Regions from separate parts of the Homo sapiens genome. Here all the other regions are linked to region 2. The links are chromatin loops, found by intact Hi-C in ENCODE. Cell type or tissue: GM12878. All regions are shown on one strand. Each heading gives the region's core, and the rest is flanking DNA. Links, peaks and the distances in the headings are about the cores only.

Region 1 (7,595 bases), core at 1,621-6,620, 470 kb before region 2:
TGTGTTTCCTATAGTCTTACCTTAGAAGCAAGCAGTGTGTTAGAATGGTATTTCCCATGCACGTTTAAGACCCCAAAGATACAAACAAGCTTTCTCTATCACAGAAAGCCAATCCATGAATCCACAGCAAATGCATATAGGACAATTTCCTTTCCTTTCATTTAGCTGAGGCCGGTGGCACTATCGGCTTACAGGACTATGCCTGCCTAAGCGCTTATTCACTTCAAGGTGGAAGGTCAGGGTGAGCAGATTAGAGTGTGGTGATAAGGCAGAAGAGACAAGAACATCTACAGATCCTGATTTCAAAATACAAATAACCAAACAAGCAGCAAAACATCCTTGGAGAAAAGTCTCAGAAAGACAGAGAGAGTTCCTGATGAACCAAACTTAGGAGAGTTCCTCCATATCATCACCCCATATTTCACAACTTTGAATGAGACCATTTTTAAAAAGAGCAGAGCAAGGACTTAAAAAAAAATTTCTTAAAACATGCTGGAAAAAAATTTTGCCAAAGAGAATGTGTGTATGTATCTATGTATATATAAGTGGTTGATAAAAATGCCATTGAATATATTTTCTTTTTTGAAATATGCAAAGCAATGTAGAGAGAAGCAAGTTTAAATTTCAATAGAACTAAACTTTTGTTTTCTGTATAAATATTTCTTGAGGTATTGCCTTCAGAACATTTCTAAAATCCAAAATTTAGTATGAAGTACACGTGCAGAGTAATATGTGGTGATGATGACACTAAGTAACTGGTCATGAAGTAAAGTCTATCATGAAACGTGGTTTAGAACATTTGATTATGGGTCACCACATTTCAAGGCTGTCACTAAAAATTTAAAGAATTAGGAAGGTCAACAATAGCTCACGCATTGTTTTCTTAGCACAACATTTTCTCTAACCTAATTTTTATGCAAAAACTATATTAAAAGGTCAGTTTCAAGTATCAATTTGTAGGAGGCCTAGAGAGGCGAAGAAAGAGATTATTTAACTTTAGTAATCTGTAAAACTGTTTTGTGTGTATATGAAAAAGGAATATAACAGCTAGCCTACATGTAGTAAAATTTCAAGTTATGCTGAGAACTTTCATTACGTACAATCAACCATAAGCTTAAAATAATTCCAACAGCCTTGCCACTACTTTTTTTCCACAGGAAAGAAGCATTCTTAGAAAATGACAGAGCTACATATAAATAATCACTAATTTAAAAAAAAAAAGATGAAGAACTGCTCTACTATAGTTACACTCTATAGAATTACAGTCTTCTGCATTTTTTTTTTCTAAAGAAAAAATGCCAACCCAGATAAAAGAAAACTAAAATGAGGCTGCTTACTAAAAAGGGGAACTTCATTATGGCAGGCTTCTGCTCATTTTGAGTTTGGCATAAGCAGGCAGATGAAGGCAAAGTGGTTTGAGACCCAAGTCGAGAAGAATTTCTTCTGGACAGATGCTAAAGATCATTCTCCCACTGGGCTATCTCATTTACAAACAAGTTCCCTTGAGTGACACATACCTCCCCCCTCCATTTCCCTCCTCCCTCCCTCACTCTTTCTTGCCCTCTTCCTCCCTCCTTCCCTCCTACAAATCTCTCCCAGTAGCACAGAAGAATTTTGACAGAATGGCAGGAAACACGCACACAGACTGGTCAGGGAAGGATATGATGTCAGCAACCACGAACAATAAAAGGTGTAAAGGTGCTTCCTTCCCTAAACTGTTCCAGAAGTGTAAAATGGGAACCAAAACTCTCCACTTCCTTCTCTGAGCAGAACCGTCTGAGTGTGCTGTGCTGCACACCCCACACACAGAGGCCTTGGAGAGGTTCAGATAAGGGACAATGAGGACAATTCAGACCGGGAGCGTGATTTTTAATTTCCATCTTTAAAACACCTGAGAAAAATTCATGTCAGCTCTAGGTTAGTGTTTTATTATGATTGCTTTAAGAAATGAAAATAAGAAAACAAACACATTGACTTCATTGAAATAGCAGATATATCTCAGTTATTGTTTACCAGGCCTTACAAAAGTCATCGTACACAGTTAATGCAGTCATATAATTGGAATTTACCCTTTGAGGCAAATGAAAAATATGCAAGCAAAGAACCAAAATAGATACATTAAAACTTTTGGTTAAAAAAAAGAATTATGAAAACCGGCAAAAAAAAAATCAATGCATGCTGGTAAAATATGCTAATCATTTGTTTGCTCCCACATTAAAAAAAAAAAAAAGATATACTGAGGGGGAAAAGATTCTTATGGTTATTGAGTTTCTCGAGGTTCTTTAAAAAAATTCAAACTAGGAACCAAAGTGAATAACACAAACTCTGCATCTATAGTGAAACTATTTAATCTCCTCACTATTAGGTTCTTTCTAACATGGAAATGGCATTCTACATAAGGTTTCTGTAGGAAGAAAACCACATATCAAGCGTATCTGAGTCATCATCAGATTTCAATCATCTTCCCACAACACTTTGATTTAGAAGTTAAACATAACCTTCAGTTATGTGTTTTGATCTTAGAGTGAAACTGCCATGCCACATTAAAAGATGTGGGAAGAAATTAATTCTCTTCTGCTAAACTTATCTTTGCAAAGCATGTATTTTTCTGCAATAAGTACAATGCAGTCACTTAAATAAAAACAGCCTATGAATAATGGTAAAACATTGAAATATGTGATGTCAATTTTCAAAAAAAAATTCCGGTTTTCTTTGATTCATATTAGCAGATCTTTTTGATTGACTTACATTTTCACTAACACTAGTATCCTCAAATAATGTTTTGTAAAAACTCAAAGCTGAAAACTGAGCACACTCTATCACACAACACTAAATAATACTGTTAAATAAATACAAGCTGGATACATCGTAAGGGGCAAAAATGATCATAAGCCCAGTTGCTGCAAACCTAGTATTGCTAAATCAAATAATTAAATGATTCATTATCTTTTTAAGTGGAAAACTTTGCTCAATATGTTACATCTAGTTACATTTAGGTTTCTATTTTGTGATTTGTTTGATAAAATGTATGAAGCATGCAATTATATTTTGGTTAAAAGGAACAGGCAGAACTTTTACTTTTTTTCCATTAGGAGCTATTCTGAACTTCAAAAGGTATAACCAAATTACTACTCCTATTGATGCTCGACTGCGTGATGTCTTGAGTTGAGGAGGATTTCTTTGGCCTTGAAAGTTGCTCCATTTCTCTCTAAGCTTACCATGTATTTTATAAATATACCATTACCTTAGCTATGAGTGCATTCTGAGTTTATTTCCAAATCACATACCCAAGACTCACTCTTCTAAGGGTAATAAAAGAACAGCTATTCTTTTCCACTAGATAAATACCATCATGCCATATGCCAATTTATTTTCCTAATTTATTCCAATTTAGTATCAATATGAATTTCAAACCATCTTCAAGTCTCAGTAACATAGTACCACATATACAAATAATGTTGACCATCTTTTCCATTTCCTCACATCTGCCATGCTCCTTCCTGCCACTAGGCCTTTGTGTACTAGGCAATTCTTTCTGCCTGGATGTTCCTCCTTTCCTTTTGTACCTCCTTGACTTCTCCTCCCTTCTGTCTCAGCTTCAGTTTCACCTCCTCAGGAAGTACTCCACGCCCTCCTGATGACATCGAATTTCCCTCTCATAAGATCTAAGCACTGAGTCCTTCTCCTTTGCAGCACTCGCAGCAATTGAAACTGTATGTTTGCTTGTCTTCCTCAACATCTGTTTTATTTGTTTGTTTCACCGTTTTATCCACAATATATACCCTAGTGTCAAACATATAGAAAGAGCTAATGACTATTCGTTGACTGACAATCAGTTAAGATGTGTATCTCTCAACTGACGTATTTTCTTTTCTTCAGCTTCTACTTTTACTGACTACTACTAAAAATATTTTACTATTTTTGCTTACACAGAAGCAGATTGATAACCTCACTTAATACTTCGCCATATTTACATAGCATCTCCTATGTGGAATTAGAATAATTGATACTGAGAATTGGAAGTTAAATGGATTTTGGGGTCAGAAAAAACAGGGTTAGAATTCTAGCTTGGTACTTGGACGCTGTGTGACTCCAGACTGATTATTTAATCCCTTGGAACTGTTGTTTCCTTGCCCTACCCATAACTGGGAAAAAAATCTTCATTTGTAGGATGGTTATGATCATAACATGTGGTACTATATGTGAATCCTGGGTACACAGTAGTACTGGGAACATGGCCTGCTGCTCGTATGATTGCTTCCGTTTGAAGGCATAAAGTGAAAGTCCTATCATATAGTAATGCTATCAAGTGAATAGTGTAGTCCTTACATTTACCATGAAGATCTCACTTTCCAAAGCTAATGATTAGCAATTCTGACAGATAATGCCTCATTTATCCTGTAACAATAATCACCAAATGAAGAATAAATTTACAGTGTTAAAAAAATTAAGAAGTTTCTCTTACATATCAGCTACGGAAGAGCTTCAGGCTGCAAAAGTGGAAATAACTAGGGAAATACATCAATTTTCCCCATGACCACGGCTGCTGAAAACTCTACATTAATGCTTCTAGTCCTACTTTAATATCTTTCCCCAAGGACAAAAAGAGATGAAATGTATGTCAGAAATATAATAAGGCTAAAAAGGAACTCGTTTTCTTAACCCCTGCAATTAATTTAATAAGTGGGCCTAACCTGCCATTATCCCTGACATACATCATTTTATTTACACAGTTCCAGAATTTAGGAGACACATACCTTTATACAATTGTATTGCATTATAAACAATTTAATAACTGTGAGGGAAGCACAGTCTCCCTGTCATAGTTATCCATGGTCTATTTTGTCTTGGACACTTTTTTCACACTGCAGCTAAAATAGCATTCTCTATTCCCATGCCAAAATAAACTCCAAATGGTCTAAATATGTGAAGAACCTTGTGCTATCCAACCCTACCACAGCTTTTAGTCTTTCCACATCATATTAGGTAATTAATTCAGGGTTCTATCATGTCTTTGTTTTTCTAATTTTTCACAACAGTGCAGCCACCATGTTTTCTTTCAAAGGCCTCTGAGTGATGTGGTAGGGCTCACCACAAAGGTAAAGCCTGCACTGTCTTATGACAAAGCAAGAGCTACAATTTAACATCAGATTGTGTTCTGTTCCCCAGCTCTAACCTCTCAGTAAGCACATGCAGCTGGATTTTTGTTGCTGTTATTGAACAAAGCAAGTTAAGCACTATACAACATCAACCTCAGTCAAACAAAATAGTCTGTAAAGCAAGCTAGGCTAGAAGTTGGAGATGTTGCTATTATAGATTTTCATGCTATTATGATAAAAACATCTAAATTCCCAGGCATCTCATGACCCTGTTAGAAAAAAATTATGTTCGTTATATTCTTCATCTTTAATATATCATATTTCACGATTAAAATGGAAATACTCTAAAAATATTTTTCTCATATGCCTATAAGTGTTGAACACATATTTCAGTCTTACTGATACATTTGTGCATGTGTGCACATGTGTGCACAGCACATGGAAAAACACATTTTAGTCTGTCGAAATGTGTAAATAAAACAATAAGAGTACATTTTAAGACACCTGAGTTGTCTTGAGTATTATCACCAGTAAATAATCACAATATTATTAAGATCGTGGTGTGAATGCCTAAAAGGACGTTCTCAGTAAAAGCTTTATTTTACTCTGCATTCAAATATTATGTTAAATGATTGAAAATTATGTCCTTGAAAATAATTTGCTTCTTTCATTATTTATTTTCCAATTTACTTAACATTTAAAGATGACCTTGAAATGGGAAGAAATACCATTGTCCCCCTGCCAATGTTTTTGTTGTACATTAAAGAGAAAATGCTAGATAAATCATCTGTTATTTAAGTGGAATGTCATTTATTTTTATCTCTAAACCTTCACATTTAGAAGGTTTACACAGAAACTTTACATGCTCAAATATGTGATGTTCAAAATGCTATAATACTATCTCTCAAAATATATATGATATTGCTATTATATGTGGCTCAACATGGAACTCAGTGATTCATCAATTTTTCTATTTCTCTTCATCTCTTTTACAGCATCCTAATCAACCTAATTAAGGCTTTGTTCATCTGAAACCTCTGATGACAATTTGTTTAACTCTATCCCACTGTGGTCTTCTTATAAGGAGAATTAAATCTGATCTTCTGACAGCAATCATTAAATGATCCCAACTGGCCCCAATTAAACCACATGGCTCATGGGCTTCCATACAGTCAAGTGCCAAGTTCTCTGTTTCATTCACACATTGTTCTTGGTTTATTTTCTTAAAGCCAGTTAAGCATGTGTCTTATCAAGTGGAACTAAATTTCCTTATGTACATTAGCTCCAGACACAGTGTGTCAATTGACTGCACACCAAAGTATCACATAGGACTTCTGAAGCCATTCTATACAGCTGCAGAGGTACTAGCGAAAAAGAATCTTTACATTTATTTACTCATCCTGAAATGGACCCACATGTACATTCTCGAAATAATACACGTGTTTAAACAGTTCTGGCTAACATAAATCAATAATAACTTTTATTTGGCTTGCTTATAATGATCTTTTAATAGAAATTCTCTGCATTTAGAAGTTGGGCTTAATATTCTATTTTTTTTTTAACATTTGAAATTATCTCTTTACCTCCCTCTAAAAAAGCAGTACCAAAGTAAGACTTCTGAAGTTAACCTTTCTTACCCTTAATTTCTGCTCTAATTTTTTCACATATGCCCAATTGTAAGTTCTGTAATGATGTTCCCAGGCCTTCCTACAAGCGCAGGTAGCCTCAGGATTTAGAGCTCATTGATTGTGTGCTACTCCAGGGAAATGACTGATTAAAAACAGCCTCATGAGGAGGAGTAGCTCCTATTCACATCTGGCTCATCTGATTCTAAAGTCTAATACCTGTATGAAGATTTGATCCATAGATTTAGATTTTGAACAACTGCAGCAGTTTACCTAGAATATTTTGATGTCAAAGCAGAAACAGTTAAATTAATCCCACTATGACTGGTGTCTGACACAGGTTCTGAAGGCTTTAATCAATTACCCTACTTTCTTGTGAATATAAACAAATACACTGTATTTATATATATATGCTAATTATGGCTATCACTGATCATCTGCTGGTACTTGATGCAGGCTGTCACAGTTCTCAGAGCAGATGGATTAGAACATATCTGTTCATCCTAATCATACATTAAAAACTGTTAGAGAATTGAAATACATGCTATGCATCTTATAGGACATTAGCCTTGATGGGACATGTAATTGTTCTTATGACTCAACCAACAGATGTTAACTGCAAAGAAAAATGAAAATACAATGGAATTTTTAACATAGTGATAAATTTGGTAATGCCAGGAAAAACATTATGTGCATTTTCTTTATGATAATTAAATATATACCTGATCATCTATTCACTTAATAACTGTATCCCTCTCAAGAGGAAAATTCAAAATATTTGTTACAAAATGCTGATGATATAGAAAATACTTACCAGCCTTACAACTGACTGACTTTTAAAAATGTGTAATAAATGTACTAAAATTTTAGC
Region 2 (7,595 bases), core at 1,640-6,639:
CCTGCCTATTCACTAATGATGGATCTAGATGAGATTTCCCTCTGATTTTCAGACATGATCGTGCTATAATTATTTAACTCACAGTATGTATTCAGTGATTGCTTTTGTTTTTAATATCAATTAATTTTGTGGATATTCCTTTAAGAGGCCTAAAATAATAGAGTGGATTGCTGAACATTTCTCTCAAAACAAGATTTTCTTTAAAACTCATTGCAAGACACTTTTCTTTATTCCTTTGTAAAATATCGTGCTTTTTTTTTTCAGCTACATAAAAATAACCAGTCAGTGTTTTCCAAAAAGCTCTATGGAAACTTTCTATGATGTCTTTTCAAGAATATGTTCAAAACATACAATTCTTTATTTATTTTGTCTTATTAAAGTTTCTTCATGTTCATGTCATACATTTTTTTCAGGGTTTCTTGAGACAACATTTTTTAGAGTAAATGCTAGTTCTGATTATTAAGGTGCTTGCCAGCTATACTTTTTTTGCGGAAATACAGACAGTAGTGGACACTTAAGCAAAACTATTTTGCTACTAGTCATTGACTAGTCTCTTGGGCCTCGGATAATAACATATTCTGCTTTTTTTGTAGTTAAGTGAACATGTGCACATATATAAATTTACTCTTTGAACTTTTTTGAGGATATTTCTTTAGTCTTCTCTGGCTTTGTGAGGTGAGTTATGTGGTCTTGTCACCTTCTAGCTTGCATGCAAGTGCAGAATGGAGAGTTCTGAATATTTATTTACAATGAAGTAATAATTTTTCTGGACATTCTTTTACATAACATTATATGAACTTTTTCTTTAGTTTTAATTTGCTAATAGTCTCTAAGAATATAGAGTAGTTATTGTTTTTGGCAAAAAGAATGTACAGTATGATATATTGGAGACATGGTAAACAAGGTTGAATCAACGGTAAAAATTTTAATGACCAGTATTTTAATTTTCTGTATTTTAGTTTTAGATGTTTTAATAGGCTTTAACTTTGTATCAGCCAAGAAAATGGTAGGAAACATCATTCACCAGATGGCTCAAATAAAGAGACAAGAAATTAATTACAGAGGTGTGAGAGGAGCAAAGGAGCAAACAAAGAAATAGTGAAGATCCAGAGAATAGCAACAGTGGAAAGTTGTTAACCTGCTAGGACCTGAACAGAAGGAAAAAGTGTTACTAGAGTCCAGTGACTACTAGAACTGTGGAAAAGGAAACCAAGAGGCAGATGAAGCTACTGCTAGACATACAGTGTGAATGCAGGTAGGAACTGGAAAATAAGCTATGGCTTTCTTCTCTTCCCATGGTCTCATCTCCCTCCAATGCGTCCCATTGGTTGACCTTGACCAGACGCCAACTAACAAGGGAGACCAGTTGATAAGTAGTAAAGGGGAGGAGATGGATTTGGGAAGACAAAAAAGAATAATCACCAACAACTTTTAGGGATAAAAGCATCTTTAATTACAGTAGTAGTTTTATTTCTTTTTACTGTAGTTTCAGCAGCAATACCATAGATTGAGGAGTAGGTGTGCCAATATATAAACAAACCAATATGACAAAAATGACTAAAATTCATTTTAGATTTCACACAGTTATTAATTAGCTCTATTGTATTTCTACAGGATTTAAACACCTTTATATTATTGGTTTTAAAAAACATTGTGTTAATTGTCTGAGCTCTTTTTTTTCCAAACAGTATCCTATAAAAAGTATCTCTATTAAAGAAGAAAACTGGAGATGGCTAGTTGAAATAGCAGTCTGTAGTCACTCTCCTCAAACACATTTTTCTAGCCCTTATCCTAGAAAAGCCTCTAAAGATCCTATTGGGAACCCCTGGACTCCAGGAAACTCATTTTGAGATACTTCGTTTTATATGAAGAAATTATAAATGGAATTTTATATTCCTTTTTAAATACATCTGTGGAAAGAAATGCTATGTCTTTAGTTTGTAGAAATGGGAACTATATTAAGACAGTTTCCTTAAGTATTCTAAACACACACACACACACACACACACACACACACACACACACACAGATACACTCACCAAAAATAACAAATAAAAGGACATAAGGAAACTTTTGGAGGTGATGGACATATCTATTACTTTGATTTCTGGTGATGGTTTCACAGGTGTATGACTATATCCATCATCAAATTGTACACATTGAATGTGTGTAATGTATTGTATATTAATAATATGTTAATAAAGCTGTTAAAGAAAAGGGAACATTTTAGTGTTATACTCAAGATGGGACAGCCTTGTTTCTCCCATCTTTTCTTTAATATGGAGTCTGTCATTGATAGTTTCAAGACTGAAGGTTAATGTTTATAATACGTGATATATAGAGAGTCTCTAGTGGGAAATATGAAGAATGTTTGATGGCTCCAGATTAGTTTATTCTCACCTCAAAACAAATTTGATCAGTCAACCGTTCAACTTATTTCTTCATCAAACAAATATTTAATAAGCACCTACTCTGTGCCAGATTCTGCACTAGGCACTTGCAATATAGAAAGAACAAGAAAATGTTTCCTTCTCTTATAAGGATGACAATTCAGCAGGGAATACAGATGACATGTAGTAAGCAAATATGTACAAAAATAACTAAATACATTTATCATATGTGGTTAAAAATTATGGTAGATGTGTCACACTTAGTCGACACTTAAAAATGTCTACTTGTAATATGTGTTCATGTATGTACATCTCTGTGTATATACATAAAGGATAGATATAGATGGACAATATAATGTGTATACTTTACAAAATTCTGATATATAACTATACACTTATGGTGGTGAGTGCTCAAGCAATTTAGCAATAGAAGAGCACTCTAGGAGACATGGAAAACACTGGTCTTCAGAATAAGGTGTGAGGTCCTCAGTGTAATAGCCGAGGCCTTTGTTATCTGGCTCCAATCCATTTTCTCCCATTACTGCTCCACCTACTCAAATAGAATTGATCTCCTGGATCTCCCTTATTCCCATCCTGTATTTATACCCTACCCTTATATGGTCTTGTTCTTTTTGTTCTCTCTGCCTGAGACTTCCTCTTTTATTTCTGCCTACCAAACAATGCCCTATTTTGAACTATTGCCTGACTAAAATCTTTATCAGCTCATTCAACTCCGTGAGTTCTTCACTGATCATTCAGCTAACAGTGATGCCCCTTGCTCTAAATCCCATAGGAATTAATCACATTTGTGGCTTATATCATATGTTATATTTAAATTACTTGATTTTATGGTTTATACACTCATTCAGTAAATATGTAATAGGTGCCTCATGTGGGCCAGCAAGTAGCAAATATATCTTTGCTGCAAATAAGCTTACACTTTTTCTCTTTGGTGAAATTTTGTTTCTGAAGAATAAGGTTATATTTATGTACCTTTGCAGTTATATTCAGAACAGACAAGATGTCTTGAATTTAATAGTTGCTGAATAAAAATTGGTGAATGTGTAAAGTGATTTCATTTAGCTGTTGGTGAATACATGTAGTGCTTTAGAATGTAAGAAGAGATTATACTAAAAGCTGCCATATTTTTCATCCTTATAAGCAACTATACCTCTTCCTACTATTTTCTATATGTAACATAAGCCTAGATTAAAACTACTGAAGATTTTACCTTTTGAAATATATGCTGAGTTAATCTTCACATATCTGCAAATTTCATATGGAGAATTATGAGAATAAATTAAAGCACATTGACATGTATTTTTTGAAAGAAAGATATTACTATTTTACTTTGCATTATATAAATAAATATGGCAAAAGTTTTTTGGGAAAGCTTCAGTATTTCAATAGCCCAGTTCACCGCTTTATGATCTGTCTGTATACACAGTGGTTCAGTTATTCCTCCATCGAAGCTGATTCCAATGAATGCCCTATAGAAAGAAGAAAGAAGAAAGAATAGAAAGGAGAAGTAGATATTTCAAATTTTGCTTAACTCTGCTGGCAGTTTTCCATGATGTCAGCCGTATTTTCTTTTTGCTCCAATGCAGGAGTTCATGGGGCTTATTTCTATGTTTCTTTAAACCTGTTCTCAAGCCATGATGCTGAAGATCCCCCCAAATACATGGCGGACCTCATTCGAGTTGTAAAGCAAATTTTTCAAAACAGGATTTTATATCTTTATTTTTCTTTGCAGTTGATGTGGCTCTGAGTTGCGTTCTGACTGAGCTCCTGAAAAACAGTACTGAGAAGCTGTCTATAAATAAGTAGTTTTGTTTACAGGAACTTACTGGGGAACTGGACTTGTACCACCTGCCATTTGGCCAATGTTGAGAAGTGAGAGGAAGGGGTTTCAGATAATTCAAATCAGCCAATCTACCTCAATGGAGGCTACCTTCTTTTTCTTATTGTTCTAAACTAGGTGTACATACCTTTTCCTAACTAATACACCTTAGATTAGAGCTATCAAGCAATGTTCTTTTACTTTCTCCTATTATACCTGGCCCTCTCTTCTTACAAGCTTTCTAAGAATGTATTTCCTTTGCCTATTGTGTCAACTAAAAGAGAATTGGGTAGGATGAAAAGAACTACATGAAAATAAACTGCCTAGATTTATGAAAATAAATATATGCAAAGTTTTACACTTACCCAAAATTCTTAATTTAAGCCAGCTAAGAAACTTCAATTCTGTGGGCTAGTGGCAAACTGGAGTCCATATGGAGTTTCTCAATTGGTCTTTCGAGTAGGTGGAATATAAATATCATGACAGCATTTCTGTCATGTCCCTTCCGTGGTCAGAGATGCTGTCTTTTCTATCTTGTTGGCCCAATGAATGGCGTGTCATGACAGAAATCATTAGTGAATTTTGTTTAATGAGGTAGCCACTCAGCTGATAAGTAACTAAAGCCAGACACTTGTTTCCTGAGATGGGTTTTGTATAAACCTAAAATGCCATTAGAAGAGGGAGGCAATTCTATTACTAATTTAAGGCTCACTTAAAGCTTGCTATTAAGGCAAATAAGAAATGAGTAGGCAAAGTTTTCTGTACATTCTGTAAAACATAAAGTAATATGAGGTAATTGGAAGATAGTCTGAAAAAAAAGCCTATCATTCTCTCCAAAATTTTACCCATTTCACCCACACTTACCAGTGTCATAGCCCACGCTGACTCCGATGGCTGAGAACATCTGTAAGATGAAGAACTAGTACTGTATTCTGAGTCACATATCCTATTTTTATTTTAAAGCCTATTTAGAGCTTGGCTACTATTAGGCTTGTCCTAATTTTCCTCAGTTACTGTGATTTTGATTACTTGCAAAATATACACTAATAGAGACTGTTTTTAGTGGATGCCTAGGATTAGAGAAATAAAGATAAGTTAGCTTGTAAGTCAAAAATTTAAATAGACTTAAAAATATAGGAAAAGACAATTGTATTTTGTTTCTTAAATGCCAAATATAATTATTAAGAAATTTTCAGAAGATGTCATCTATTAATACAAACAACAGAAGAATTGAACTGAAGATCTAGCCACTGCTCTGCTCATCACTCTGTTTTCATTAGCAATTATAAGGAAGTAGATCCAGAACTAGAGATGCATGATAACAAGACATTGGTGCAGTAACCAGTACTTTCAGACATCACCACAAAAACAAAAACTCAGTATTTCACAACCCTGTTGCATTGGCAATGTCACAATGCTACCTCGGGCAAGGATGTTGTCTCTTTTTGGGGTAAAATAGAGTTCCTTTTTCCCTCCCACAACCTTCTCCTGTAAATCACTTTTCTTAAAGGACAAACCTAAAGTTTCTTGGTTTCAAAATCACACTCATCATGGTGAGGGAAATCCGGCTCATGCCAATTAGAAAGTCAGCTTAATGTGTTTGCTTAGCTACGGAGAGTGATTAAGGGCACCGTTCCCTGGCAAACTACTTGTGGGTTCAAATATAAAAAGCCTTAAAAACACAATCCTAAGTGGTTTACTAATAACACAATTTACATCACTCTTGTATATTTTCAAAAAAAGAACATTACACCATAGTTTAAAATTTTAGAAAATGTATTAAGCCCACGGTGCTGTCATTGTATTCACTGAGGATGGCAAATTTCATCACACAGCCTCTCCTTGTCAATATATGCTTCTTGCCCTAATCATTATAAAACTCTTTTGGGGCCCCCCTTTCTCACCTAACAAATGCTAAGTGAAATGGAGAATTAATACATTTAGAAATTTAATTGAGGTTAAAAGACATCCTAAAACATACTCCAGACTTTCACCTTGAATATTTAGTGGGTTTTGTTTTTACACTTGAATTAAATAGGTAATAGTTTAAGTGCAGCTCCAATGAAGTGAAAGGCCAAAAAAAGTGGTCATTTTTCATTTCTGGCTACGAATATAATTCTATAGGAAATTTCTACTAGCCATGATGCTTATAAAATTAAAATACAATGGAATATACACAAATGGCCAGCATCTGGGATTGTAATCTGCACCTTCGTGGGGTGGTGAAGGCTGCAAAGATCATGAGAGGAGGAGAAGAATTTAGGGCTTCCTATCATCAATTCAGGCAGTAAGTCCTGAGCAGTAACTCTGGAAAGTCACTGCCATAGAATCACCGTGGTAATAATGTGTCTTGTTTTGGGCAAACTTGTCAACTTATGAAGAGAAAAGAGAAGTCTATAAAGGGCTGGCAATTTAACTTTAATATTCAACAAATGGCAAGCTGCAAATATGAAGAGAATCTTCCTTGTTTTCTTGTTTTTCCAATTGTGTTTATATATTGATGATAATATCAACATAACATTCATTTTATAATGTAAAGCATTATGTCATAAATATTACATATATGGTACTAGCGATATATTTTCAAAAGTTTCCCTTTAAAAAGAACTATGATTCTTATAATATGTTAAAAAATAAAGAACAGGCTACAGATATATCCAGGACACATTGCAGTATCAAAGATTTCAATCTAATGAAAATTTTTTGTTTATCTTGCTTCATTACATTCTCTAAGAATTTAATTTCCAAAGAAAGGAACAACTATTAAGATTTTTAGACTTTTAATGAAATTATTGTTGATTTACCTGCGTTGGGATAAACCATACGACAGAAGAATAGAGAAACAGATAATTATGGGGAGGTTCCTTTATGTTTGAAAAAAATTCATTCCTTAACAGATAGCAGAATGAAAGCATTTTCTTTGCTCTGGCATGTTTTCCAGGAATTCTACTAGTGCATGTGGAGAGAAACATGGCTGCTGCATGGAGTCATAAACCTCAGAGGAAGCTGAGAATGAGATGAAATGTATATGTAACCCTTGTGTATGGCAAGTTTGGCAAGAAAGAAAAAGCATACTTGGCAGATTAAGATAAGGTTTCTCTCTGTTTACTGATATAGTCTCAGGTTTGCATTGTGTGATGAATAATAGGTTGGGGGAAGATATCCTTTGTTTATTCATTCATTTCATCAACAAATATTTAATGAGTACCTACTATATGCCATGCCACAAAGAGTATAAACCTAGAGACAGAATGTTGAGTCACATAGACAGTGCTCCTGATACAATTATTTGAACTGAGTTAACAATACTTCAAGGTTCCATGTCTAATTTACTGGCTAGGTTCTCAACAAAATTTCTGGATAAG
Region 3 (7,595 bases), core at 1,229-6,228, 69 kb before region 2:
TTTTTTTTTTTTAAGAAATGGGATCTTTCTATGTTGCCCAGGCTGGACTTGAACTCTTGGGCTCAAGTGATTCTCCTGCCTTGGACTTTCAAAGTGCTGAGATTACAACTGTGAACTATTATACCCAGCCTAACTGAACTTCTTAAAGATGATTGTTTTGAATTATTTATTCCACAGTTTGTAGGTCTCTTCTTTCTTTAGGGACTATACATATGCTTTATTTTGTTCCTTTAATGGGTGTCATGTTTTTCTGAGTACTTGTGATCCTTCTGGCTTTGCATTGGGATCTGCACACTTGAAGAAGTAGGCACCTCTTCTAGTGTTTACAGACCGGCTTTGGCAGGGAAAGTCCGTCATCATTTCACCCTTCTAGAGATACTAGGTAGGACAGCCAATGGGGTACATGCATGCTTGCTTCTGAAGTCCTTGGTGCAAGGGAGGGAGGCTTCCTGGTGCCTGGGTCAGTGGGCTGGAGGGTCTGGCTCCCAGGTCTGCAAAGACTATCCCAGGGCCTTGATCTTTGGGGATAGGCCTAGCATCTGGGTCCAGTGGTGTGGGTCTAGAGCTTGGCTGAAATACAGCCTGAGTCTGCAGGTGCGGGCCTCCTGCTGGAGTCCACTAGGGCGGGCATGGTGATGAGGGTGAGGCCAGGCCTGGAGCCTTGGTGCATATATGCAGGCATCGTATCTAGTTATATATGGCTGAGCCTGGAGCCGGGGCCATGTGTGCCAGTTTGGTGTTGGCACCCACTGAGGCAGTCCTGGAGACTGAGCTCATAGGGGCAAGCCTGGGTCCTGGGTCTTTAGGGACTCCTTTAGAATCTGGAGCTATCAAAGCTATCCTTGCACTGCTGTAGGCCTGAAACCTGGGTCCCAGTGGGCCATCCTCACACTGGGGTGGGCCTGGAGTCTGAGTCCACAGGGGCAGATCTGGTGCCTGGGCCATAGGGTAGGACTAAGAACTGGTTCTGTAGGTGCTAGCTTGATGCTGAACTGACCTGGATCCCGAGTCTGTAGGGGAGGGCCTGGGTCTTGGTTTCATGCGGGCTGGCCTGGAGCCTGGGGCTACACAGGTGCCATCCTGGCACTGGGGTGGGCCTGGAGCTTTGATCTGTGGCCCACAGATGTACGTGGCTTATTGCCTGGGAACACGGAATGGGCCTGAAGTCTGGGTCCATGCTGGTGGACCTGTAGCCCAGAAATATGGGGGTGGGCCTGGAGCCTGGGTCTGCTCAGGCCTGATGCTGAGGTTGTTAGGAGTCTGAGTTTGTGGGGGCAGGCATGGGTCCTGGGTCTACTTGGGCTGATGTAGAATGACTGCAGCAAGCCTGAAGCCTGGGGCCATGGTGGCTGGCCTGGAGCTTGGGTCCTTAAGAGCTAGCCTAGTGCTAGGGTATGCCTGGAACCTGAAGCCATAGGGTTGTTCTGGTGCTGTCATGGGCCTAAAACCTGGGTGTACAAGGGCAGGTCTGGCACCAGTGCATGCCTGGAGCCTGGGTCCATGGTGTGTGGCCTGGAGCCTGAGTCTGTGGGAGCAGGTATGGGTTCTGGCTTCATGAGGCCTATCCGGCCTTGGGCCAGCCTATAGCCTGTGCTGGGTCAGGCCTGGGGACTGTGTCTGTAGGGAGTGGCCTATAGCCTGGAGTTGCAGGGACCAGTCTGGTGCTGGGGTTCACAGCAATATCAGGTGATCAGTTTGTACTTCCGCCAAGCACAGGGTATCTCTTTCTATACCATACTTACTGAGCTAGGGGGAGGGATAATGAGGGTAATGTGAAACTGTCCTTTCTGCCTTCTTCAAAGCATCTTTTTCTTATTTATGTGCTCCTGTCAGGTGCTGTAATCTCTCACCTGAATTTCTTAGCTCTTGTGAAGTTATTTCCATGTGTGTATGGAAGCTGTTCAAACTGATATTTCTGTGAGGAGATGAGTGCTGGTCTCTCATCTCATCCTCTTGCTGATGTCACTCTCAGGGTCATTAAAGACATTATTTGTTGTATCATTTTTAATTTCCACTATTCCTTTTTGTTTTTTTCTTTAAATTTTCTTTTTTCTACTTACATTACCCATCTATTTTTGCGTGTTGTCTACTTTTTCTGTTGAAGCCCTAACACATTAATCATATTTGTTATTTTAAATTCCTGTCTTATTCTAACATGGAATGTCATGTCTGAGACTGTCCTGATGATGCTTGCTTTGTCTCTTCAGACTATGTGTCTTCTTTTCTTTTAGTATACCTTGTAAGTTTTTTGCTTGATGTGATATATTAGATAATAAGAACTTTCATAATTAGGCTTATAGAGTAAGGATTTATGTTAATTTTGCTGAGAGTTGGTCCGTGTTTATGTTTGCTGTAGCTAATATGTGCCAGAAGCTTTAAATTCCTCTAGTGTCCTTGATGTTTCTCTCCTGTTGACTTTGGACACCCTTAAATGTTCCTCCTCAAAGACAGTGGACATCTTGAAGCTCTTTCAGCTATGGTCCACTGTTGTTATACCAGAGTGCTGTTGCTGTGCAAAGGAACGCAAGAGGTGAAAAATTCTGTAATCTTACAATTAAACACTACTCTTTCAGTGGGCCTGTGTTTTAGGGCTATGACTTTGGTAAGTGTTTTGCCAGTGGTATAGGTTTCCCTTAGGCCTCTTCTCTACTTCTCCGGCCGTAGCATTCCTAACCTATTTCCTTGAAGCTTTAACTCCTGCTTCTGGCTGAAGGATCTTTGTTGGCTCTTCGCTGTGAGAATCTGGTGGGATTCCTTGAGGTAAAGCCAACAAAATTGTGGGGCCTCCCTAAGTCTGTGACCCCAGGAATTTTACACTCTCATGCTAGTCCATTCAGCCTTTGCAATGTGGCAAAATTACCATTTAAGTGCTCCTACCATTTTATGAGCTCCAGAGACTTCTACCCCAGGTAAGCAAATCTTTCCTGGAATACTGTGAATCTCTGGATTTGGCTGTCTTTCCAGATATCTAGATAGAAATTTACCCTGTAATCTCAGTTCTCTCAAGAAAAGTCGTTGCATTTCTGTTTGTTCAGCTCTTTCTTATTGTAAGAACAGGAGTGATGATTTCCAAGCTCTTTACATGTCTGAGCTTATAGTAGAGTTACTCATGTATAGTTGAATCCTGAAGTGCACAGTATTGGTGAACCTTGAAAAAAAGTAACTGAAGAGTAGAACATGAAAAGAAATGAGGAAATATTTTCTAGCTTAAATAAGTTTATGGAACAATTTTGATCTGTGGCTGTGTCAAAGTTAGTAAACTAGATGACAATTTACTTTTTCTCCAAAAATTTATATGAGCTATACTTTCAATTTGGGTAATCAATGAAATTCCCCATTTTGCTTCCCATGCATATAAGACACTGCTTTGATGACCAGTTGACATGAGAAAGATTTTTCATAGGAAGTGGCATAAAATTTAGTGATTCATAAAGTGTGTCATGGGACTGTATAGATATTATTATTTTGTATGTAAAACTGTCTTCAAAAGACCACAATGATCTCGGTTTCACTGAGAAGTCACATGTTGATGCAAACCTTATGTTCACACAGTGGTTGCCTTTTAGTACATCAAACGTTAGTGAACATCATTAGATCAAATGACTGTAAAAGGTCTTAAGTGGAATGATTTTGATCTGCTCTACACATTTCCCACTGGATTTTTGTCCACATTACATAATCGCTGTACATTTGGCACAGTATGTTGCCTTTGAAAAAGCTTCAAGATTAAGAAAGCATGAAGACAGGATTGCCCATAAAATCAGAAAGGAGCACTAGAAATATATATGCTGCAAAAACTAAAACCTTTCTTCCTCATTCAGTGTAAACTAAAAGCTCATGCTGAGCTAAAGCTTTATGATTAAGAACTCAACGTAGATAAACATTAAAAGCTATTTCACACTATTTGTCTTCTGATTTGGCAAGACATCAGTATTAAAAAATCTATTTAGTAATGATTTCTAAAATTCTTAACCCTGTACAGAAGGTCTTATTTACTCTACCGTGGTCAAACAGCCTGGAAAAATTAAAATAAAAAAAAAATAGTCAATTTGCATAGGACAAGTTAGTCTGAGAGCATTTCTTCTTTAAGAGAGCATAAAAGTGAAAGAAGATCCCCTGGATGTGGGTAGTTTTAGAGGGAATATTGACAACTGAGCAAATATTAAGCATACTTTTCCAAATTGAGATCATTTGCATTTAGCTTTTAATATACAGCCTTCCCTTTTCCTATCTCATAGCAGCTTCTTCAGTGTAATTAGATTTAATTAGAAGCAGTGACATCAACTTCAAAAGCTGTGGATTGTGCTCAGAAGTCACCTTTGGAATCACTATAAAATGTTTGCCCATTTTAGTAAGCAAGACATTTAAACTTGCAGTCTGTTTAACCAGAAAAGAATAAAAGTGAAAGAGATGTTTGTGGTGATTCAAAGGTGACTTTTGAGCACATTCCACAGCCTTTGAAGTTGTCACTGAGCCTAATTAAACTTCTCCTTCGTGTTTATTCTTTTGCAATTAAATGGACTTCAAGTTTAAATGTTCTTTTACAAGGAATTTTAATTATTACAAATGCAAAGTTTTATTTAGGGCCTGTTTCCACCTAGCCGTAATCAATAATATTATTTCCATGAGTAAGAGAGGTTAGGAGGCCCAAGCAACAAAATCAGAGTGAACATTTTGGAAAACAATATTTGTTGGGAATAGCCCAGGGGAATATCAAAAGATGTGCTGGAGCAAGCTTTCACCAGCTCATCAGAGCTAATTGTTAAATTTTCACTAATTTTGCAAGCCAGTTGTTCAAGGCCATCATCATCATCATCATCATCATCATCATCATCATCATCAGTCATCATTTGAGGCACATCTTGCTGTGTCACCCAGGCTGGAGTGCAGTGGCACAATTATGGCTCACTGCAACCTTGACCTCCTGGGCTCAATTGATCCTCTTACCTCAGCCTCCCAAGTAGTTGGGACTGCAGGCATGCATCACCATGCCTGGATAATTTTTGTATTTTTTCTAGAGACAGGATCTCCCTATGTTTCCCAGGCTGGTCTCTAATTTCTGGGCTTAAGTGATCTGCCCTCAAGGCCATTATTAAAAATATTTGTAATGCAAGCTTACAATTAAATAAATTATATTGAAATAAAAAAGATGTATTTAAATACATTATTTCCTAATTCATTTACTGCTTTTTACTGTTACCTTTGCCTTCATGATTATTCACATTGACTATATCATAGTGGAAATACTGAACAATGATGTATTATTGTGTATCTCTTCATAATTCCCTATCCATCGATGCCACATCAGTAGTTTGAATCAGCCATGGTGGTAGCGTTTACACCATGAAAATTACTAAATGTTAATAATTGGGGATTGAATTATTGTTTTGTTGATTGTACAAACTTAAGAAAGTGATGGAGAAAATGTTAACCCGGCAGGTTAAATTTCAGTGCCTCGCTTGTGTTCATTACATTATGAATAGCATAAAAATTGAGGAGCTAGTCTTCCAATATTTGAAAATTATTATTTGATTCAATGAAGTTACTCATACATAACTGACAAATAGGTGCATTCTGCTATATCTTTACTGTATCACTTTCATCTTTCTCATTATATTGTGTGCTACATGCCCTTTATATTGGTACAATTTATAATTAACTTGTGTACATAGATGCACACACACTTTTTTTTCCCCCAGAGAAGTAGTTGTTATACCAGCAAGCCACTAGAAGTATATAAGAAACCATGAGGGTAGGGCTATATTTGAGATTCTATAGTAGTATTGGTAACAATTATCTTGATATGTAATAGGGAAAAGAACTTTTCATGATATAGAATTAATTGCCTATTGTGAAATCAACAATTTTATTGAGCTGCCAAATTGCTACCTGCTTTTCTTAAAGTAGCATTAACTTCTTTTTGTTAGTGTAGTGTCTCCATGCTTCTAAAGTTGATGTAGTAACAGGATGTTGGCTTCAGCTTATAGGCTCCCTTTATGAGTGCTGTTTTGGTGAGGAGTGCATCGGAATAACTTACTGAACCCTTTTTTTTTCTCAGAATTCTGCCAACCTTCTGAGTCAACATTTAAGACCCTTGTCTTTGACAGATATCATTTATAGGTTTGAAGATACACATACTAATTTTGGTAAAATTTAATTTTCAATTATAGCAAATAATGTTCATTGGTTTTGTTTTTAGTACATTTTGTATTTCTTTCTATTATAAAAGAGATTTTTTCCTAGGTGCTTTTCTTAAGTCTGTGTTCAGCTTTCTTCCACTCTTACTTGATTTAATATGTGACTACATGGTTCAAAACGGAGAAAAGAAAAAAAAAGCAGCAGATTTAGAGGTCATTAGATTATGACTGCAGAGTTACATAATGGTTTTCTCATGCATGTCCGCTAATTTATTGTTTCCATGTCTGAGATGGACAGAGGTTAATGGGCAGATGGAGAGAAGCTTCATCTTAGGGCATAAAAAATTTCTTTCTTTACATCTCTCTTCCCCTTATTTTTTAACTTAGGTCAAAAAATATTAATAGAGAGTGATCACTGCATAGAGGACATTCTTCCTAGAAAGATTTCTGTCTTCATTGTGGGAAATATTTGATGCTCTGCTTAGAGTGTCCTAAATTATAAAATAGATAGTTGTTTTTGAATATATCCCATCCTTGGAGGGGAAGACCAGTTCTCACGTTATATTGTTCACAAGTGATAGGCATGGAAAAAGTGCTCTGAGTAGTTATCTCTTTTTAGGATTTCATTGTAATATTGGGGAATCTGTGGTTATTTAGTAGGCTGTTTGTGGACTACACAGAGACTAGTGTTCCAAATCCTTCTCTGCTTCTATCTAGACATGCTGCCTAAATTGGAGATGCCTTTCCCATGTCTTAAATGCCATGAAACCTAATGAATTAGGGCACAGGACCTGCTCACATGTACCAGTTTGAGTTTTGTAACAGTCTGTAGACCTCTCTGCTAGGATCCTGAGTTGGGTTTTTAGGTGATATTGACAGATAAGGATTTAAAACTTACTTTTTGAATAGAGGAATACAAAGAATCACAATACAAATACAAATTAAAAACATAAATTATATAAAATGTGAAAAATTTAAATGCTGTACTATGTCCCATCCACCTAGTCCATGCTCTCTTTCCACACAAGTTAATCACTTGAATGAACATATTTTCTTTTGTATATTCCCAGATGTGTGTATGTGTATGTGTGTGGGTGTGTTTTAACACAAATTCAAGAAGGTGGGAATGACTGTTACATACATAATTATAATTTTACTGAACAATCACATTTCTGAAATCTGTCCAGAGATATATTGGTACACATTAACATGAAGGTCTACAAAATATTTATTGCAGTATCGATTGCTGTAGCAAAAAAAAAGAAACAAAACCAATTTCTATCAGTAAGGCACTGGCTAAAGAAATTATGGTACATCCATAAATACAATACCCTGCATTTGTGAGGGAAAAAAGAGGGGAAACTTTCTATGCACTGAAATACTGAAATGGAAATATTCCAACAGGTATATATTGTTAAGGGAAAAAATGTTGCAAAACAATGTGTTTAGATGCTGACT

The links. Peaks named below come from ENCODE experiments on the same cell type or tissue, not always from the same donor. Only the 100,000 strongest peaks of a DNase experiment are listed, where the experiment ranks them.
Region 1: it touches region 2 in a loop (3-fold over the local background); 2 of 110 quality-filtered maps call a loop at or near these places.
Region 3: it touches region 2 in a loop (4-fold over the local background); 2 of 110 quality-filtered maps call a loop at or near these places.

The regions. Positions count from the first base shown.
Region 1 is chr5:88,825,699-88,833,293 of GRCh38, forward strand. All of the region lies in intron 1 of MEF2C (myocyte enhancer factor 2C), which reads right to left. Among named protein-coding and RNA genes, the nearest start is that of MEF2C, 54 kb to the right of the region's middle. In GM12878, for the core only: a CTCF peak has its summit at 3,513; DNase peaks (open chromatin) are centred at 1,653 and 3,643; H3K4me3 peaks cover 3,445 bases; H3K27ac peaks cover 5,000 bases.
Region 2 is chr5:89,297,579-89,305,173 of GRCh38, forward strand. All of the region lies in intron 7 of MEF2C-AS1 (MEF2C antisense RNA 1), which reads left to right. Among named protein-coding and RNA genes, the nearest start is that of LINC02161, 280 kb to the right of the region's middle. In GM12878, for the core only: no CTCF peak of the experiment used is centred there; DNase peaks (open chromatin) are centred at 3,048, 4,203, 4,799 and 5,673; H3K4me3 peaks cover 1,961 bases; H3K27ac peaks cover 4,175 bases.
Region 3 is chr5:89,228,848-89,236,442 of GRCh38, forward strand. All of the region lies in intron 7 of MEF2C-AS1 (MEF2C antisense RNA 1), which reads left to right. Among named protein-coding and RNA genes, the nearest start is that of LINC02161, 350 kb to the right of the region's middle. In GM12878, for the core only: no CTCF peak of the experiment used is centred there; a DNase peak (open chromatin) is centred at 3,534; H3K4me3 peaks cover 958 bases; H3K27ac peaks cover 3,973 bases.